Linked DNA regions of Homo sapiens: regions 2, 3, 4 and 5 are each linked to region 1. A link is a loop called in an ENCODE intact Hi-C map of the cell type or tissue named here. Cell type or tissue: heart right ventricle. All regions are shown on one strand. Region 1 has its middle 82 kb from the start of AVPR1A. Region 2 overlaps MON2 (MON2 regulator of endosome-to-Golgi trafficking). Region 3 overlaps PPM1H (protein phosphatase, Mg2+/Mn2+ dependent 1H). Region 4 overlaps PPM1H (protein phosphatase, Mg2+/Mn2+ dependent 1H). Region 5 has its middle 29 kb from the start of MON2.

Evidence for each region. Hi-C counts contacts between places; a loop is a spot of excess contacts. Peaks named below come from ENCODE experiments on the same cell type or tissue, not always from the same donor. Only the 100,000 strongest peaks of a DNase experiment are listed, where the experiment ranks them.
Region 2: a loop joins it to region 1, with 5 times the contacts of the local background. A loop is called at or near these places in 16 of 110 quality-filtered maps.
Region 3: a loop joins it to region 1, with 7 times the contacts of the local background. A loop is called at or near these places in 53 of 110 quality-filtered maps.
Region 4: it touches region 1 in a loop (4-fold over the local background); 56 of 110 quality-filtered maps call a loop at or near these places.
Region 5: a loop joins it to region 1, with 8 times the contacts of the local background. A loop is called at or near these places in 27 of 110 quality-filtered maps.

The regions. Positions count from the first base shown.
Region 1 is chr12:63,067,455-63,071,454 of GRCh38, reverse strand. No RefSeq gene overlaps it. Among named protein-coding and RNA genes, the nearest start is that of AVPR1A, 82 kb to the left of the region's middle. In heart right ventricle, a CTCF peak has its summit at 2,401 (motif pointing right); no DNase peak of the experiment used is centred here; H3K27ac peaks cover 1,560 bases.
Region 2 is chr12:62,573,247-62,577,246 of GRCh38, reverse strand. The region is part of intron 30 of MON2 (MON2 regulator of endosome-to-Golgi trafficking); the gene reads right to left. Among named protein-coding and RNA genes, the nearest start is that of MIRLET7IHG, 27 kb to the left of the region's middle. In heart right ventricle, no CTCF peak of the experiment used is centred here; no DNase peak of the experiment used is centred here.
Region 3 is chr12:62,811,090-62,815,089 of GRCh38, reverse strand. All of the region lies in intron 2 of PPM1H (protein phosphatase, Mg2+/Mn2+ dependent 1H), which reads left to right. Among named protein-coding and RNA genes, the nearest start is that of PPM1H, 120 kb to the left of the region's middle. In heart right ventricle, CTCF peaks have their summits at 1,465 and 1,666 (motif pointing right); a DNase peak (open chromatin) is centred at 1,689; H3K4me3 peaks cover 592 bases; H3K27ac peaks cover 931 bases.
Region 4 is chr12:62,797,150-62,801,149 of GRCh38, reverse strand. All of the region lies in intron 3 of PPM1H (protein phosphatase, Mg2+/Mn2+ dependent 1H), which reads left to right. Among named protein-coding and RNA genes, the nearest start is that of PPM1H, 140 kb to the left of the region's middle. In heart right ventricle, a CTCF peak has its summit at 1,825 (motif pointing right); a DNase peak (open chromatin) is centred at 1,837.
Region 5 is chr12:62,436,225-62,440,224 of GRCh38, reverse strand. No RefSeq gene overlaps it. Among named protein-coding and RNA genes, the nearest start is that of MON2, 29 kb to the left of the region's middle. In heart right ventricle, a CTCF peak has its summit at 1,905 (motif pointing left); a DNase peak (open chromatin) is centred at 1,899.

The DNA.
Region 1 (4,000 bases):
CACCTGTGGTTCCTTAGGATGAAGTGCCTATTGCCAGCATGGCTTTACCAGATTATCTAGCAATTAAAGTGGAAATGGGGAATACAACAACCATCCTAAAGAGCTTAGAAAGAAGACAACAAGCTAAGGTTTTTCATTTTCATTTTAAAACATGGTCAGAAAACCAGAGATCTCCTCCTTTGACTGGTCTCAACAAATCTTTTATAACCATAGGGCTGTGTACCCAAAAATCAATCAGCATATGATCCTGAAGGGTACAGAATTAGAATTTCAGTTTAACTTGGAGGCTCATTAGGCTCTTTCCGTGAAATATAAAGAGATTGATTGGGAAAACTAAAGCTGAAGAACTGGAATAGGATCGCTGGCTGGATTTAGATGACTCTGAGCACTTGGAACTCCCCAAACTTCCTAAGTCTCCTTTAGCAGTTGCATTAGTTATTTACTGATGCACAACAAATTACCCCAAAACTCTGTGGCTTGAAACAACAAGCACTCATTATCTCGTGGTTTCTGAGGGTTGGGAATCTGGGCCCAGCATAGCTGGGTGCTTCTGACTCAGGGTCTCTTGCAAGGTGGCCATCAAGCTGTAGCTGGGGCTATAGTCATCTCAAGTTTCAGCTGGTGAAGGATTCACTTCCCAACTCACAAGGCTATTGGCAGGCCTTGGGTCTTCACCGTCTGTTAATCAGATATAATCAGTTTCTTGCTACATGGATCTCTCCCAAAGGAAACTCACAACATGGCAGCTGGCTTCCCCTAGAACAAGGGAGCGAAAGAGCCAGAGAGGATGTCCAAGACAGAAGTCACAATCTCTTTTTAACCTAATCTCAGAAATGACATTCCATCACTTTTTCCATATTTTATTTATTATAAGTGAGTCACTAGGCCCAGCCCACACACAAGGAGAGGGTGTAAATACCAGGAGGTGGGGATTACTGGGGGCTTCCTCAAAAGCAGCTTGGCATGGCAACAGAAGTGGTCTCTCCTCTCTTTGCTGTGGTTACTCCTGCCTCGCTTGAAGACATTGTAAGAACCTCATGTGACTTTGCTAAGTTAAATTAGGGAGGCTAAGGCAGAGAAGACAAAATTAGGGGAAAGGCGTGGAGGTGAGGTCATGAGATCCCTTGAGATCTAATCTTAAAAGGCCTTCAAGATCAACTTGTTAGTACTGGACCCTGGTTTCAAAGCAGTATGAGTCTATTTTTTTTGAAAATATGATATAAATCCAGTTTTAAGTATGTACTTATTTATATGAAACAAATTTTTTTATAAAATAATGTCAAGTTTATTATTGCTATTTCCCTTCTAGTAAATTGACAGAACAGTGACAGACATAGTACAAGCTTCTTGTGTACCAAAATGACGACTGCAGTTTAGGCTAACAGTAGTGTCCCCTAGGACATCTGAACAACTTCCCAGCTATATTTAGCCATGCAAAAGCAATGTCATCTTCTTAACTACTATTCAAGTGTCTTTGGCCATGGATGTATTTTTTAAGCTAATTCTACCAGAAAAATATAATATTGGCTGGGGATAGTTCATTTCTCTCCTTATCTGTATTCAATGGAACTATGCTTAAATTATAACACATGTGATTTGGGGTAAAAATTAGGAGGAATATGCTGATGAAATAAGGTATAAAACATAGGGAAATGCTACAAATCAGCTTCTGTAATCATTTCTTCTGTAAAGTTTTAGGAACATGATGGATGGCTTGTTACAATTGACCTAAGCCAATCTAACCACTTCACCATAGTCAGTTTCTCTTTGGTGACTCTGGACGCCTCCAAATATTAGAAGTAGGTGAGAGCTATTATCTCCTCCCTTATATCTTTGCTACCAGGTACACTATAATGAAAGCAAGGCTTAGACTTAATTCTGCTCCATGTACAAACATTTATTGTCAGATTCTTACACCCTATTCACGTAAGAGCTAAGATGCCTGTACAATATTTCCAGCCAACTACATGTCTCAGAAGCTTTCAGATCGCCAAAGAAATACTGTTAAATATCACTATGCTAATTAACAAACTCTATTGCAGATTTAGATAGCAATATTTGAAATGCTGTAGTCAGCCATTTCTCTAGTGTGGATTTCTGGATAGTCTTTTAAATGCTAATTAACCACTTATGGAGTTGGGATTTCTGGTCAGAAATACTCTGACTTACACACTGAAGTGTTTTCAATAAATTACCATCGATTTAACAAAGCCTCAGCCTAAAATTAACTAAATAAATCCTGCTTGAGAAAAGAAAGTTTGACTAGTTGACATCCTGTGGTCTCCCTCTTCTTGTCTGGTGATTCTTGACTGCCTTACAACCTAGACTTGGGCAGTTTCCAGAAAGAGCTTTACATTGTCATCTTAAGAAGCCTGATAAAAGTAGCAATTTTAAGTCCGGCCATCAGAGGTCAGTAAACCCCAGCTTATTCAGTATTTTCCTTTTGAAAACTTTTTCTAAAACAAGAAGAGTTATAAATTAATTAACATGCATTATTAGGAGAGTTTTCCCTCAATCTTTAAAGAAGTAAAAGAATAACAATTCTCAAAAGAAACCTAATGTGCTCAGCTCATGAGTAGAAGACATCCCTCACTGCCCCCCATCTTACATAGAAATAGCTTAAAATTTAAGGTCTCCAAAAGCTCCAATAGAGTAAGCCTAGATTTGAAACAGGGAGCCAACCATCATCATTTCCATTTGCAGGAAAAAAGAAAAAAAACAAACTAAAGCTTTTAAAAGAATGTAGATTTCTAAGCTAAAATATAATTCCTGTTATTTGTATATGTTACATTAGGTTCTCAACTTTTAGTTATTTTAATTTCGCAGTGATCTGTGAGGTGTATAGGGAGGTGTTATTATCTTCATAGACTAGGAAAGCAACACACAACACTGTGTAACTAGCCTGAGTCTAGTTTCTGACCCATAGCTTTCAATATATTTACCTTCTCTAGACTAAACACATACTTATAATAAAGATACTTTATATCTTTATTATACCACACATGTGCTTATTTATGTCTTTTGGCCCAATGACAGTGACATTGTAACCTCCTTTGAGGCAGCAATCCAGTGTCTTCTCTATCCCTTCACCATGACTTGAGTACAGTTAATCAGAAAATTGAATTTGCTAACCAAATAACTAAATTGAATTTGTCTGGTTTTTTTAGCCTTCCTGTACACTCTGTAGAACACACACACACACACACACACACACACACACACACACACACACACACACACACGAGCACAATGGTGGGCATCCACTGCAACCTGGAGAAAGGCCTACTTGCATTTAAATGAAGCCTAAACAACATCAAAGAAACCCACCTATTATATTCTAGGCCACAGCCAGGCATTTTCATGGACTAGAATAGATCTTCAAACAAGTTGATTTTGTACTCCAGCAACAGAAACACACAAGCACTCATCCCTAATATACAGATACTTTTTATAAATTACAAATATGTATATGTGTTAATATTGACTGAAAATAGAAAATGGATATTATGAAACGAAGATGAAATTTAAATGTATTTAAATAATTATATATTTTATTTCCTTTATAATGGCACAGAAATATTTTTGATTGCTGCATTATAATATTTTGTGATTTCAGTATGATTGAACATTTATGTCCATGTTCATAATTTACTTATAAATAAGTAGGAACATTTTGAAACATACAAGAATAGAATTTTAAAAGAGCTAAAGATGTGATAAAAATATTTTATATAATTGTGTATCTTCTTTTAATGCCTCAAAAACACCTTTCTTGTTTTCCTATTATTTTTTCTTGGCTTACTGTAATTTAAAGGTCTAAATCTTTGTTGAATTTACTTGGATGCTCGGACTCTTGGTTTTAATGGGTATAATAGTTAGAAAAAGTAACTCCAGAGAAATATGTTATAATCTGTGCATTCCCCTATATTTCAAATAGTGTGTTTAATAATTTTAAATTTTTTAATATAAGATTAGATTGTCATTGTTTTGAATTTCATAA
Region 2 (4,000 bases), 490 kb after region 1:
AAAAAACTGAAAGAAATTTACCCAAACCTGAACCAATCAGAGGAATTTCACAATCACTGCCATCAAAGCAGCTTCACAGACTATATCTGCATCTCTAGAGACAAAAGTTGTGTTTAATTTTAATTTATAACCAAGGAAGGTAAGGGTTTAGTAATATTAAAAGATTTGTGATGATGGTGGAGGTAACTAAGGATGAGTTGATGATCAACAAAAAATGAAGAGGCAAAAATAATAAAATAATATTAATATTATTAGTGTGTATATTTCTATATTATTAGTGTTTATAGAAATATACACACTAACAATATTAATACTTTTAGTGTGTATACTGTGTGCTAAGGTGTATTAGTGTGTTTATTTCAACACATTAATAATATTAATATTATTTGGATCATATATCAGAAACACTGAACTAGATTTTTAAAATATCATATGATGAGGGAAGAGAGTAGCATACAAAACTAAAAACTGGATAACTAATAGTTATTTAATTTATAACTAGCAAACATATCAAAAACATCGATTGAGCTTTTAAAAATGCTGATTAACAGAATTTACCTATAAATTATAAGGGGCAATGGTCAATACTGCAGGTTACAAATAAGCCATGTAAGATCTTAAATTCCTTAAATTTGAAAACTACAGTAATCTTTAAAAATTTATTTTCATGAATCTTTATTTAAAATAAAAAAGAGCCTTCAAACTTATAAAGTGTTATTTGTATTTTGTCAGTTCTCTCTGTATGACATATTAAAATTTTTGTTGCAATATAATCTATATATTATAAAATTCACCCTTTTAAAATATACAATTTAGTGTTCCTTAGTATATTCATAAAGTTGTACAACCATCACCATTTCTAATTCCAGAACATTTTGATCACCCCCCCAAAAAGATCTGTACCCATTAGCAGTCACTCTCCCTCATCTCCCTTCCCCTCAACTCCTGGGAACCATAAATCTACTTTGTCTCTATGGATTTGTTACTCTGGATATATCCCATAAACAAGATCATACAATATATAGCCTTTTGTGTCTAGTTTCTTCCGCTTAGCATTATGTTGTAAATGTTCATCCATGTTTGAGCATGCATTAGCACTTCATTCTTTTTTATGGCTGAATAATGTTCCACTGTATGAATACATTACATTCAATTTGTCTTTTTTGCTACTATATTACATTCAATATATTGAATATTGAATATATTACATTCAATTTCACTTTTTTGCTACTATGAATAACACTGCTATGAACATTAGTGTACAAGTTTTTGTGTAAACATGTGTTTTCAATTCTTTTGCACAGTACTTTGTGATTTTTAATGTAAGGTCCACAGATTGTGTAACTTCCCACTCACCCATTGTGTCTCCTTTATAACTACCATGTTTTGGTACTCAAAGTTGGCTAAATGAATTTCTAATAGACTTCAAGTGTCTACCAAATTGCAGTCCTTGTGTTTTTCAACTTTGTCTTTTTCTTTCTCTTAAACTGTTTACTTATAGCCCTCAACGACATGCAAAGGCTTTCTTTTCTGCTAGTTCATTTTATTTGTATTTTCTGTGTTATTGTATTCCCTTGCCAAAGCATCTTGCAGATCAAAAAGTTTGGGGAATATTACAGACAGAGATATGTTTATTCTTAAAGTCTTAGAGTATGTATTAATTAGGTTAAAGGATTTATAAAGGTACCAATATAAAAAATAATCAAGTATTAGTCTTATTTAAATTCATTAAGTCTTGCTATTCCAAGCAACTTTCCAAAACAATCTTCCTACTGTTCAAACACTACTGATAAACTTCAGCTATAGAACATAGTACATATGTGGCATTAAGTAAGGTTTAAAATCTAAAAGTTTATGACCTCCAAAGTTATCAATTATTTAGAAAATAAAAACAAAGAGAAAACCTGTTATGAAACTGAAAATGTGCATGGTTTTTAAGTTCTCTTAACACTGCACTTTTAGTATCAACTGACCAATAAAAGCTTTCAATTTGAGCCTTAAAGTATTTTTGAACTATGAAACAAAAACTAAACTGGCTTTATCCAGTATAAGCTGTCCATGATTAAACATTCATGGACCTTTACAATTACTCCAACAAATAACTTTTCATCTTTCTTTGTTGAGACAGGGTCTCACTCTGTTGCCCAGGCTGGAGTGCAGTGGCACAGTCACAGCTCACTGCAATCTCAACCTCCTGGGCTCAAGTGATCATCCCACCTCAGCATCCCAAGTAGCTGGGACTACAGGCACATGCCACCATATCTGGCTAATTTTTAAATTTTTTTTGTAGAGGCGGAGTCTCACTATGTTGCCCAGGCTGGTCTTGAACTCCTGGGCCCAAGCAATCCACCCAACTTGGCCTCACAAAATGCTGGGATTACGTACTCCGGTTGGCCTTCTTTTTGTCTTTCAAATAAAGAAAATAATGCCTAGTGATGGGAAAGGACCAGCTCACGATCAACAGAAAGTAGACAGCAAGTCAGGACCAGGTCACAGGTCTCCTGACTCTCAATCTAGGGTGTTCATCAACTACTCCATGGAGTAGAAAGCTTAAATCTGTAACTAGAATAACCATAACTTAGAATACTGATACTGTGTTACTTGAGAGCTGAATTTAGAAGCTTTATTATTTTTAGCCATTAAAAATAACTCCAAGCCTGGGCAACATGGCAAAATCCCATCTCTACAAAAAAAATACAAAAATTAGCTGGGTGTGGTGGTGCATGCCTATAGTCCGAGCTACAAGAGAGGCTGAGGTGGGAGAATCACCTGAGGCCAGGAGGTCAAGGCCGCAGTGAGCCATGAACATGCGACTTCACTCCAGCCTGGGTGACAGAGCGAGACACTGTCTCAAGAAAAACAAAAACAAACAAAAACCTCCAAATTTAGAGCTAAATTTCCAAGTCTCAGTCATTTAGAGTTTTGGCCTTTAGAATTTTGGTTTAAAATAATAGTTGTTTCATGGGAATTAATATGGATAATGTCACCTTTTTTAAAAGAAAGAAAAAACATTAATGACAATAATAGTGGAAACAAGCATTTTAAAGTACTTACATGCCAGGTGCTATTCTAAGCATTCATTCATTTTAAGTGATTTAATCCTCACAATAACCCTGTAAGTTAGGGAGCATTATTATTGACATTTAACAGATGAGGAAAAATGAGTCACTGAAAGGTTTAATAACTTGTCTAAAAAGTAGTACAAAGTAGTACTACTGGGATTTGAATCCAGGTAGTCTGGTTGCCAAGCCAATGCTCTTATCCACTATGCTGGCTGCTTCTTAAGTAATGTATTTTCCAACACACCAAACATACTCAAACCTTTAAGGTAAGTAGAGCCATAATCAGGCAAAATATTTTAAATGAAATTATACTACAACTGCATTGATACAAAATTATGTAAAATACTATTATTTGGCCTTTGGTTCCAGTGTCCACTTTTCTATATTAAAAAACTTCAGAAAACGGGATTTAATAAAATAAGAATAAAGTCCAGAAAGTGAAGAATATTTAATAAGAAATTCAAGAATAAGGAAGATGGCAGAAAAACTCTCAAGAAAAACAAAAACAAGCAAAAAAAAACCTCCAAATTTAGAGCTAAAATTTTAAATGAAATTATACTACAACTGCATTAATACAAAATTATATAAAATATTATTATTTTACATAGAAAACCATTTTTTTTTATATACAGGATCTTGCTATGTTGCTCAGGCTGGATTTGACTCCTGGGCCTCGGCAATCCTCCCACCTCAGCCTCCCAAAGTAGCTGGGATTACAGGTGTGTCACCACACCTTGCTAGGGAAAGCAATACTTAAAGAAGTTTTACTCATTGCAAAAAAAAAAAAAAAGCTGATCTGAAAGCTTATTCAATTTGTTAATGGGGCATTAAGCATATATAGACAATTAGAAAATAAAAGGAAAAATGTAAATTTCTCAACCTATGTGCTTGATACAAATTAACAGTGACTCAGGCTCTTATGTCTACGAAGGAACTCA
Region 3 (4,000 bases), 260 kb after region 1:
ATGTTTTCTCATCTCTACCTCCTCATTGGCTTATTCTTCTCCCTTTCACTGTGGTACTGTGAGGATCAGATGGAAAACTGGACATTGAAAGCCCTGTGGATGGAATGCCTATAGCAGATACTCTGGACTGTGCATTATCATCTTCACTGAGATTCCTGGAAAACTGGCCAGAAAGTTTGTGGAAATCAAACCATATAATCACATATATAGTGGGGAAACAGAAAAATATGGCAACTCTGTTTCCCCAAGGGGAAGTGATCAATCCCTTTTCTTTGGTAGTGGGAGAGACGGGGTAGAAAGTGCATTCTGTGCTCATACAGGACATTTTGTAAAATCAACGATGAGATGTCACTCAAAGTGGGATTTCTACATTTGTGATAGGCCTTTCCTGCTGTTGATATGGCCCCTCCACCGGTTGTATAAATACCTGAATAGTTAGGGTGGCAAAGGGAAGAATAATATTAAATAAGCTAAGGACTTGTGAATGCTACCAGGAGGATACCACTTTTTCCCTTCAGACAACTATTTCTAAATTAACAGTCTCCAAATCGTAAGTTAAAAACAATTTTTTTGGCAGGGTGTGGTGGCTCATGCCTGTAATTTCACAGCATTGGGAGACCAAGGCAGGAGGGTCACTTGAGGCCAGGAGTTTGAGACCCAGCCTGGGCAACATAGCAAGACCCTCTCTACAAAAAATTTAAAAATTAGCCAGGTGTGGTGGCACATGCCTGTAGTCCTAGCTTCTTGGGGCGGCCAACGTGGGAGGATAGCTTGAGGCCAGGAGTTCCAGACTAGCTTGGGCAAAATAAGGAGAACTCATCTCTACAAAAATAAAAATAAAAAATAAAGCCTGGTGTGGTGGTGCACTCATGGTCCCATCTACTCAGGAGGCTGAGGTGGGAGGATGGCTTGAACCCAGGAGACTGAGGCTGCAGTGAACTATGATCATGCCACTGCACTCCAGCTTGGGTGACAGAGCAAGACCTTGTCTCTTAGAAAAAAAATGCACCCCCAATGTGTTTGTTCATTTATTGATCATTTATTGATATATAACCTACTACTGTGTATCCATAAAGTATATAATTATTTTAAAACTATAAAGATACATTTAAAATTTTTAAATGTTTTAATAATTTAAGGGCAATAAAGATGAAAAGGCAACGTTTTAAAATAACAACAGCTAACAGTGATACAGTGTTAATTGTATGCCAGGCATTGATTTAAGTGTTTTTCACACAGTAACTCATTTACTGTCTTGCTAAGAGCAAAGACTTCCTGCTATCATTAGCTAATATCTCAAGGCAAAATTCATCATTAACAATAGCGAGTATAATTCCATATTTCAACTCTCCCCTTGAGCGTTTCAGAGTATTTTGGCTAGATATGATGATGATGATTGTCAGATATGACTGGATTGTCATTCCTGGGAATATCAAGTGCCAGCTCTGACATGTTCTTATTTGCTCATGTTTTCTATCTGTAGTTTCTTTGCAGAAATTTTTTTAACCTGTTGTCTACTATGTGAGGAATAATTTTAATTTAAAATTTAGTAGTATAATCACCAGTTAGGGGCACAGGTCCCCTGCAATGGGTTGCCATATACCAAAACTAACAGGCATGGAAGAGCACCAGCATCCCATGCACGCGGAGGATTGACTTACGTACCACGCGAGGGCGCCAGTGTCATCCCGAATGAAAACTAGGAAAGCATTTCTAACGTGTCTCTTACACGCCGACCAATTCCCCCTCACATTCATGTGCTTCGTGTGGAGAGCACTCGTCTCAGGGGAAGAGGGATAAAGAGGTTTGCAAAACTCTAGAGCTCTGTGCAGTGAGTAAAGGAAGGCAAAACCGTCGTTTCCTTAAGCTGGAACAAATACCTCAAACCCCACTCCTTGGCTTTGTGTATTTCCTCTCCTACATCTGGGTATTTCTGTTGGTCTCCACAGGAAACGTCTGAGGTTATGTCTAGAACCTCTCCTTCTCAGTTGGCACTCCATAAAGAGGGGATGGGTACCTCACAACCACCCAGATGGCTAACGCTGGCTGTTTTAGTCTATGGATTCCCCGGAGTTCAGGTGCACGTTGATGTAGCTCCTGTTCGAGTAGGGCTAAAATTTAAGCTGGTCATTTTTGACATCTTTGGTTGGCCCTGGGATCAGTATACCTGAAGCTGAATGGACACCACCTGCTTGTTTCTGAAATGACTTCAGCTCCTTGTTTAATAGTTAGATTTCTGTTTGGAACAATCTTGTATTTGTTGAAAGGCCCAAGGAGTCTTTTCCAGTTAGAACTCATTAAGTTCTGGCATACTAGATTTTTTGAAAAATGGGAAAAAGAAAATAAAATTATTAAAAAGCAGTTTCCTTTTGCGAGAAGAGAATGTGATAGTGAGCCTACTGTAGAGAAAGTCTAAAAGAGAAACTGAATTTTCAAGCTCTCAATTTTTCACCTTCTGGAATCTTCCTTCATCAGGCTGCAGATGTATTCCTGAATAGAAGTAGGTAGGCATTTGTGTGTTATAAATTGCATATAAGACTGATTCTTTGTAAATGAAATAATTTAGAGTGCAACTGGAAAACTGCCTCAAAGTTATTGTTTTGTGAGTCAGAAGTGATTTCTGCCAAATTGAATTATATGGTAAGTCAGGAAGGGGCTTGATACTGTTTTTCTTCAAGTGGAGTACACATTTAACTCATGTTTATCTGGAGCAAAAATAAGGTTAAACATTTGTTAGAATGAATATGAGTAATTTTGAAGGTATTATGTCAAGAGCTAGGTTACTCTAATTATGAAGGGTCTGATTTGCATCCTGTGCTGGTGCCCCATCAACATTTTCTGAAGCTTCCGGAAGAGTAATGCAGAGCCATTGCCGAAACATTTGAGCAATCAGACACGTATGCAATTACTAGTAAGCAATAAACAAATTAAAATAACACAAGCAACACTGAAGTGCAAGGCCACACAGTAACAGAAGCCGAGGAGATTAATTACACAAAGTTATGTGACACTGGGGAGAGGGAAAGATCCCTTAACTTGGAGTCTGAAGAACTAGGTTCAAATCCTATCTCTGCCACATACCAGCAGAGTTACTTAAACTATCTGTACCCCAGTTTCACTGTTGGCAAAATGGAGTGACAACAATTTTATTGTGATGTTAGGGGGATTAAACATAGGTGCTTGATAGATTTGTATTAGTTTATTCTCACGCTGCTGAGACATACCAGAGATTGGGTGATTTATAAAGGAAAGAGGTTTAATTGACTCACAGTTCAGCATGGCTGGGGAGGCCTCAGCAAACTTACAATCACGGTGGAAGGGGAAGCAAACACATCCTTCTTCACATGGTGGCGGAAAGGAGAAATGCAGAGCAAAGGGGAGGGAAAGCCCATTATGAAACCATCATATCTTGTGAGAACTCACTATCACAAGAACAGCATGGAGGTGACCACCCCCATGATTCAATGACCTCCGACAGGGTCCCTCCCACGACATGTGGGGATTATAAGAACTACAGTTCAAGATGAGATTTGGGTGGAGACACAGCCACACCATATCAGATGTCCTTTGAACTAAGACTTCCTTTAGGGGAAATAAGAAAGGTGAACAGAAGCAACAGGAGTTGCACAGTAGAGCGAGATGAGTACACCATTTGGCAGAATTGGAAGTCAGGAGCTCAGATGTGCAGCCTGGTCTCCCCACCTGCTCAGTGTCCCTCCAGGCTATTTAATAGTATAAGTAATTACCATTACTTCTAGTGTTTTTGCCACTCCTATGTGCTGAATACAGTGCTATACATTTTATCATTTTTAAAACATACAGTACAATTAACTTTTTCCTTTTGGTATACAGTTGTATGAATTTTAATGCGTGCATAGATACATATCATCACTGCTGCAACAGGGATTCAGAGCAGTTTCATCATGACAGAGAACTCCTTCTTGCTATCCCTTCATAGCCATACCCCTTCCCGTGTGCCCCCCATACCCCATGGTTAGCT
Region 4 (4,000 bases), 270 kb after region 1:
ACAGGGTTTAGGAAAGTGCTCAAAAGTCCCCATCCTATACAGATGTGATCTAAGAACGGCTGTTTTACCACAACTGGGAATGTGGTTCACACTGCAGACAAAGTGCTGGAGGAGAACAGAGCCAGGGGCCAATATCCAAGAAGTCTTAGTCTTACCCAGGCATGTGGATTTGTCTGTTCGTTTCCATCTGAATGGGTCTGATCGGGAGTTCATCATCCTTCGCTGTTGGCCTCACTCCTGAGCATGTCCTCGGGAGAGTGCCACAGCTCTCGCTGTCCCTTGCTGCCCCTCTGCCTGGCAGGAGTGCACATAGAAGCCGCCTCTGCTTTGTTCTATGCCAGCTCTTTCCCTCTGTGAGCTTACTTTATCCTAAGCCAATTATTTTGGTTTTAAAGATTTTATTTCTTGCTCGGCAGCCTGCATACAGATAAAGAATAAGAGATATTTAAGGATATTTATAAGGGCTTGAGTTAGGCAAGTGGGCAGTCATGGCCTTAAAACCTGGAGATTACAGGCCGGGCACGGTGGTTCATGCCTGTAATCCCAGCACTTTGGGAGGTCGAGGTGGGTGGATCGCAAGGTCAGGAGTTCGAGACCAGCCTGGTGAATAAGGTGCAACCCCGTCTCTACCAAAAATACAAAAAAATTAGTCGGGCGTGGTGGCACATGCCTGTAATCCCAGCTACTTGGGAGGCTGAGGCAGGAGAATTGCTTGAATACAGGAGGCAGAGGTTGCAGTGAGCTGAGATCATGCCACTGCACTCCAGCCTGGGCAACAACAGCGTGACTCCATCTCAAAAAAACAAATAAACAAAAAAAAAAAACCTGGAGATTACAAAGTGATGAGAAGCTGTTAAATGAAGTCAAAACAGCTAGAAGCGTCTTGCCAGAACCGGATAGGCACATGGTGCATGTTCCAGGATCTCACGGCATCAGGTAGTGTGCTAAGAAGGAAAGTAAATAATGACTATACATATCGTCATCTGATTTGTTTGTAAGGCAAAAATAGTTCATATATTCACCCCTCAAATTTGCATCCTCTTTTTATTTAAACGTGTCCCTTCTTTGGTCTCAGCTTTTTCTCTCCTTGTTACAGAGATAACATTTACCCTTTGACTAGCAGGTGGTTTAAAATGCACCTTGCTGGGCGTGGTAGTGGTGCATGCCTGTCATTCCAGCTACTCAGGAGGCTGAGGCCGGAGGATTGTTTGAGCCCAGGAGTTCTGAGCTGTCATGTGGGTTCAGTGTCAATGTGGTGACCTCCTTGGAGCAGAGCACCACCGGGATGCCTGAGGAGGGGTGACCTAGCCCAGATCAGGTTATATCTCCAGTGCTTTTTTGTCACTGTATTCCAGCTTGTGCAACACAGCAAAACCCCATCTCTTAAAAAATAAAATTAAGAATAAAAATGTAAAAATAAAATGCACTTCTATCTCAAGACTGTCTGATAGCCTGCAACCCTGCAATCCCAATGAAAATACCAGGAGGCTGGAAAAGATTATTTAGGAAAAAGGGAATTAAGGTAGGAAAATTGACTCCCACTCAGTCGTGGTGTAAAATCTCACTCTCTGCCTCTGTAGAGGCTCTGATGTCAATAAATGTTTCTAGACACTAATACTCAGAATGCCAAGTATTGAATTTATTTTTTTAATTATTTAGGCAAAAATTTGACAATGGGCTCTCCTTGTAATGTAATGTAATGTAATTCAGTTTGCATGGTAGAAGTGAAAAATAAAGGAAACGTTGAGATTTTCATTTCCTTCAGTTGTGACTAGTGCCACAGGACATCTTTTACCTGGAGCTGCTGCATTCTCAATTTTGTCCACTAGAGGCCAATGTCACATTGACTCAGGACTCCACAGGGGTCTCAGGCTGTTCCTGCCCATTAATGGCTCAGGGTTGCTCTTAACAACTGTGCTGGCAAAGAAAGGTTCATTCAGAAAAATACTTAAGAGGCTCATTTTTAAAATATTTCTACTTTTAATGAACCAATTCATTACCTCAAATTTTTCTTGGAAACTTAGTCACCAGCAAAAACAACAATTGTTTGCTTCATTTTCATGTGTAATTCATTCAATCAGTAATATTTGTTGAGAACCAACTAGAAGCCAGGCCTGACTGGGAAAAGAATATTGAGCCGATTAGGCAAAGAAGGGTGTTAAACAAGTAAAATATAAATGGGAGGAGCCTTGAGAGGGGAAATACAGGGTGATGCAGGAGTCTGGTAAAGAGATGAAGGGAAAGGTTCCCTGGGGAGGTGATGCTGGGGTGTGGGGGCTCAGGAGTAGAGCAGACATGTGCAGGGCAGGGTTGGGAGAATGAATGCCCTGGGGCTCAGGAAACCTGGGTAACAAACCGAGCCTGAGAAAAAACCCAGGTAGGCCAAAGCCAGTAAGCCACCATTGCTGTGGTGGGAAGATAGATCTTAAATGTAGCAATGGCAGGTGAATGAGGAGGAAGGCTGGAGTGCCCCTGTGGAGACCCAGGCCCAGATGTGCCATATCATGAACCTTTAGCTTTAAGCTATGTCTCTTCCCTGTTTGTTCCTTTCAGGTTTACCCCCATGCCCTAGCTTCCTCTTCACACTTTTTCCCCCCAGATTGTCTGTCTAGGTCCCCAACCTGCCTACAGCTTACCGGGGCTTTGCACTGTGAAAGGAAAATAAAAACTGGGCCCCCAATCCACTATGGAAATTGGAAATCACTAGGAAAAAAAATTAAGCTGAAAGCTGAGTCGTGGAAGAAACTGTTTCCTTTTGTTCCTAAGCAGATACTACAGATGAATGGTTGAATATCTCCACAGGTAGCTACTCTGTGTTCACCTTACCTCACGCAAAGTGTTGATTTATTGATTTCCAGAGCCCCAGACTATCCCCTACCTGCTCCTTTTCTCTTGGAATATGTGGATGACCATACCCTCCCTCTTTCCCCTCCGGCCCACTTTTCCCCTTTAAATACTGAAGCCTTCAAATTCATCTTTGGAGAAAGGTACAGACTACAGACTGTCTCTGTGATCTGTGTTTTTTTTCTTCCAGGCATGTCCTTACCCTTGGCAAAATAAACTGAATGGATTGAGACCTGTCTCAGATACCTTTTGGTTTACAGCACCTTTCTGGTTGGCCTTATTAAGTGAGAAGCTCACCATTCTTTGGTTCTCATGGCACCTGGAAGGGTGGCCATACCTTGTGCTTTGCTGGGGACTGGGTCAGTGGGTGCCTGCTGTCTTAATTGTTAATACTCTCCCATTTCACTCTCAGATGTGACCTTCTTTGGAATGATAAGTCTTCTGTTTAATCACAGATGCTCTTGTTTTTCTTTGCGTCATCAGAGATTTCAGAGAAACTACACTCCTGTTTCATAGAAACAATGCCTGTCTTAACCTTATCAAATTGCTTAAGGTGAGCTTCAGAATCCACAGCACAGAAATTATACCAGCTTCAAAATAATAGCTGGAAGGCCATTGCCAACTCCTTTTTCTTTCCTCCCCCTCTCAATATTAGGTTTTTGAGAGTCATTGTCTTACCGTGTAAACCTTTGGTTTTTTGAAATGCCCACAAGCGCCACGGTGTGCCAGGCAACCCGAGGACAGTTCACACAGCTGTCTATAGCAGGACAGCTTTGAATTTTCCAGATCATTCCTAAACTTTTTTTTTCACCGCAGTAGCCACCCACTCTCTAATTTTCCTGTTTCTAGATGTCCTTTAGGTATTGCGGGTTTTGTGCCATTGATTTTCTATAATAGGAAATTCAATATTAAGTAAGAGTTGTCATATAGGCATTTCAGCTTTGTGGCTCTCTTGCCTTCTCTTCCACTTTTAATCCCTAAAAGTAAAGTTCCCCAAGCCTTGCACCTAAGCCTCTAATTTGCCTCACTGATGACATTTATGCAGCTGTCCCTCTGGAGATTCTGAGTGTCACAATATCCTTAAAAGCAGAGCTTCTCCTTCACTGGGAGTTTTTGCTTTATTTATAAGAGCTCAACAATGTGGAATCAGAATTCT
Region 5 (4,000 bases), 630 kb after region 1:
GGCAGGCAGATCACAAGGTCAGGAGTTCGAGACCAGCCCGACCAACATGGTGAAACCCCCGTCTCTACTAAAAATACAAAAATTAGCCAGATGTGGTGGCATGCACCTGTAATCCCAGCTACTCAGGAGGCTGAGGCAGGAGAATCGCTTGAACCCAGGAGGCGGAGGTTGCAGTGAGCCGAGATCGCACCACTGCACTCCAGCCTGGGCGACAGAGCAAGACTCCATCTCAAAAAAAAAAAAAAAAAAGTAAAAAAATAACAGATGCTGTTGAGACTGTGGGAGAAAGGGGAGTGTAAATTAGTTCAGCCATTGTGGAAGACATTGTAGTGATTCCTCAAAGACCTAAAAACAGGACTACCATTTGACTCAGCAATCCCATTACTGGGTATATACCCCAAGGTATATAAATCATTCTATTATAAAAATACATGCACATGTATGTTCACTGCAGCACTATTCACAATAGCAAAGACATGGCATCAACCTAAATGCCCATCAGTGGTAGACTGGATAAAGAAAATGTGGTACAGACACACCATGGAATATTATGCAGCCATAAAAAAACCCCATGAGATTATGTCCTGTGCAGGATCATGGATGGAGCCGGAGGCCATTATCCTTAGCAAACTAACACAAGAACAGAAACCAAATACTACATGTTCTCATTATGAGACACATGGATACATAGAGAGAAAGAACACACACTGGGACTTATTTGAGGGCAAAGTGTGGGAGGAGGGAGAGGATCAGGAAAAATAATGAGTACAAGGCTTAATACCTGGGTGATGAAATAATCTGTACAACAAACTCCCATGACACAAGTTTACCTATATAACAAACCTACACATGTACCTCTGAACTTAAAATAAAAGTTAAATTTAAAAAAGAGACAGAGACAGCAGATCAGAAAGATAAACAGCAAAATATTAATGCTGGTTATCACTGGTTGGTGGGATATTAGACAATTTTTGCTTTTAACCGTGATCATTCAAATGCTTTATATTGAACCTGTACTGTTTTCAACATTAAAAAAAATACTCAGGTTTAAGAAGAAACTAAAAAATAAAAACAGAAAATTGAAGAATGCTCTTCTCTGTACTCTTAAAGCAAACAGGCCTGTTTGCCTTAAGAAAAGTTTAAAAAGCACAAATAAGAACTGTAAAAAGCACTGCAAATGTTAGATGATAAGGTATATGTTGTGTAGAAAGTGAAAATTGTATCTTTTATAAAACCATTATTAAACAAAGAAATACAATGTAAATTTCCTGGAAACATACCAGAAGCAAAACTTTTAAACAAAATTCTGAGCTGGGTTTGACTTCTAGGACTGCATGGGCCCCTATTGTAGCAGCTGTGAGTGCAGAAACCCAAAAGATCAGAGAGCAAGGTGATACCTGTGACTTAGCCCTTCAGTGTCAACCTGGACACATCCTCATAATAGCCCCATTCCCTAAAGGATGCGGTTCCCTGGATGGTCCAAAGTGGGACTTCAGCCTAGTCTTTACAGACTTTTTAAGCAAAAACTCAGGGAGGTTAAATAACAAGCCAAGGTTGCCCAGTTGGGGAGGCCTGATGTCTTGAGAATCTGTGTTTTCCCTACATCCCTGTCCTCAGTTGAGATTATCTGAGGAATGTAAAGGCAGAAATTTTTGTTACCTGGAGATTTGAAGAGAGACCAAATGTTTGTGGGAAAACGACAGTCAAATCGACCATCAAAATCAGTAGAAATGTATTCCTATTTACCAATTTTAACACGTTAATACCAATAATCATTTTTCTGTGCACCAATTGTATAGCTTAAGAATTTGAAGCTCCCGTACATCAAGTTGGAAGCACTTTTTCTTTAGTGAAGTCTTGGAAAGATCAGAATAACTGGGTTCACACAGCTGGACACTCCTGCCCCCTGCTGGCTAGAATTAACTAAAACCAGACGATTTTAAGTTAACTGTAGGAACAACACTTTGAAACCTCTCAACTTTTCTAATAAAAGATAGCCAGCTCTTCCCTTACTTTGACGGGTAAAGTTCTTAGTTTATTTTCTTCAAAAGAGAGAGAGAGGGAACAGCTTGCATTCTGCTTTTCCCTCCTCTTCCTCCATCTTGTTGCCTTGTCATAGCCTGCCCAAGTGCTGATTTGTTTCATTATATGGTAAGAAGATAAGGGCAGTGTGTTTATAATTCAAATGTAATCAACAGTTTAAAATAGTATCCAGTACACAGAAGGTGCTCAGTAAATGTTGAGCAAATAAGAAGCAGAGGCAAAGTTGGAGAGAAAGCTGGAGAGAAAGATTGAGAGACGAGGATAAGAAAGAGAACCTATTCTTTCATGGACTGTTTCTCCCCTCTATTTGGGAGAGATATTTATTTAAGAAATACTAATATCATCCTTAGTATGTGCCAGGCATAGGAAATAGGAACTCAGTTAAGTAGGCATAAACAGGCATTGTCCTAAGCACTTTACAAATATTCTTAGTCCTCATAATAAACCTATAAAGTGAACATTATTATATTTATTTTACAAATTCGGAGACTAAAGCAGGAAGATTAAGTGAAATTCCCCAATGTTTAATTGCTAGTATAAGTGATGGGGCTGAGATTTAATCCTAGGGAGTTTGGCTCCACAATTCACACTTTTAACCAGACACATGCTGCCTCTCCAAAAAATGCAAAGAGGGGAGAGCAGAGATAGGGGAGAGCACAGAGAGGGGAGAAAAATAGTTGCGGAAGAATTGTACCAATCTTTCCACATAAGTCACTTGCCTTCTGGAACATTGTTAGAGTGGGTTATTTCAAAAGACCTGTCTTCAAGTCTGACATTCTCTCTGCTGCTTGGTCTAGTCTATTGTTGAAGCTTTCAACTATATTTTGTATTTTATTTGAGGACTTCTTCAGTATCAGAATTTCTGTTTGGTTCTTTTTGTATATCTATCTCTTTGGTTAATTTCTCATTTATATCCTGAATTGTTTTTCTGATTTCTTTGTATTGTTTTTTTGAAATTCTCTTGTAACTTACTGAGCTTTTTTAGTATCATAATTTTGAATTCTTGGCCGGGTACAGTGGCTCACACCTGTAATCTCAGCACTTTGGGAGGCGGAGGCAGGCGGATCACTTGAGGTCAGGAGTTCGAGACCAGCCCGGCCAACATGGTGAAACCTCATTTCTACAAAGATACAAAAATTAGCTGGGTGTGGTGGTGCACGCTTGTAATCCCAGCTACTCAGGAGGCTGAGGTAGGAGAATCCCTTGAATCCAGGAGGTGGAGGTTGCAGTGAGCTGAGATCATGCCACTGCACCCCAGCCTGGGTGACAGAGCAAGACTCAGTCTCAAATAATAAATAATAATAATAGTATTGAATTCTTTTTCCAGGATTTCATGAATTTCTTTTTGATTGGGGTCTGTTGCTGAGGAATTATTTATTGTGTTCCTTTGGAGGTGTCATTTCCTTGCTTTTTCAAGCTTCCCTTATTCTTACGTTGATACCTTCTCAACTAGTGTAATAATCACTTCTTCCAGTTTTTTGAATTTGCTTTTATAGGGAAGACATTTTCCTGAGGAGTATCAATGGTGTTGGTTGGGTGGGGCACTTTGGCTTTGCTTCTGGATACCTGTGATAGTGTAGACTCTATGATTTCTTCAGCTGTTAACAGTTTCAGTAGTATTTTTGATTTCCTCAGTGGTTTAGGGTTGGGTTATTAGTGGAGGCTATGCAAAGTTTTGCTGAGGATAGGGAAGCCAAGTGGGCCGGTCTTTGGGCCCCAGTGGTGGCAGCAGTGGGCTGAGTATGCCTGAGCTGGGCCCTGGGCGAATGCTGGCTGATGTTAGCTGGACCAGACCCAGGCCAGTGGACCCTTGGACCTCCAGTAGCTTGCTTAGAGTCTGGTAGTGGCAACGGTAGGCTAGGCGGGCGAGCCCGCTCTTGGGTTTCTAGACAGTGGGCGTGGTGTGGGCAATGGCGGTAGCAGGAAGACCCTCTGGGTCCTGATCGGTGTGCACTGG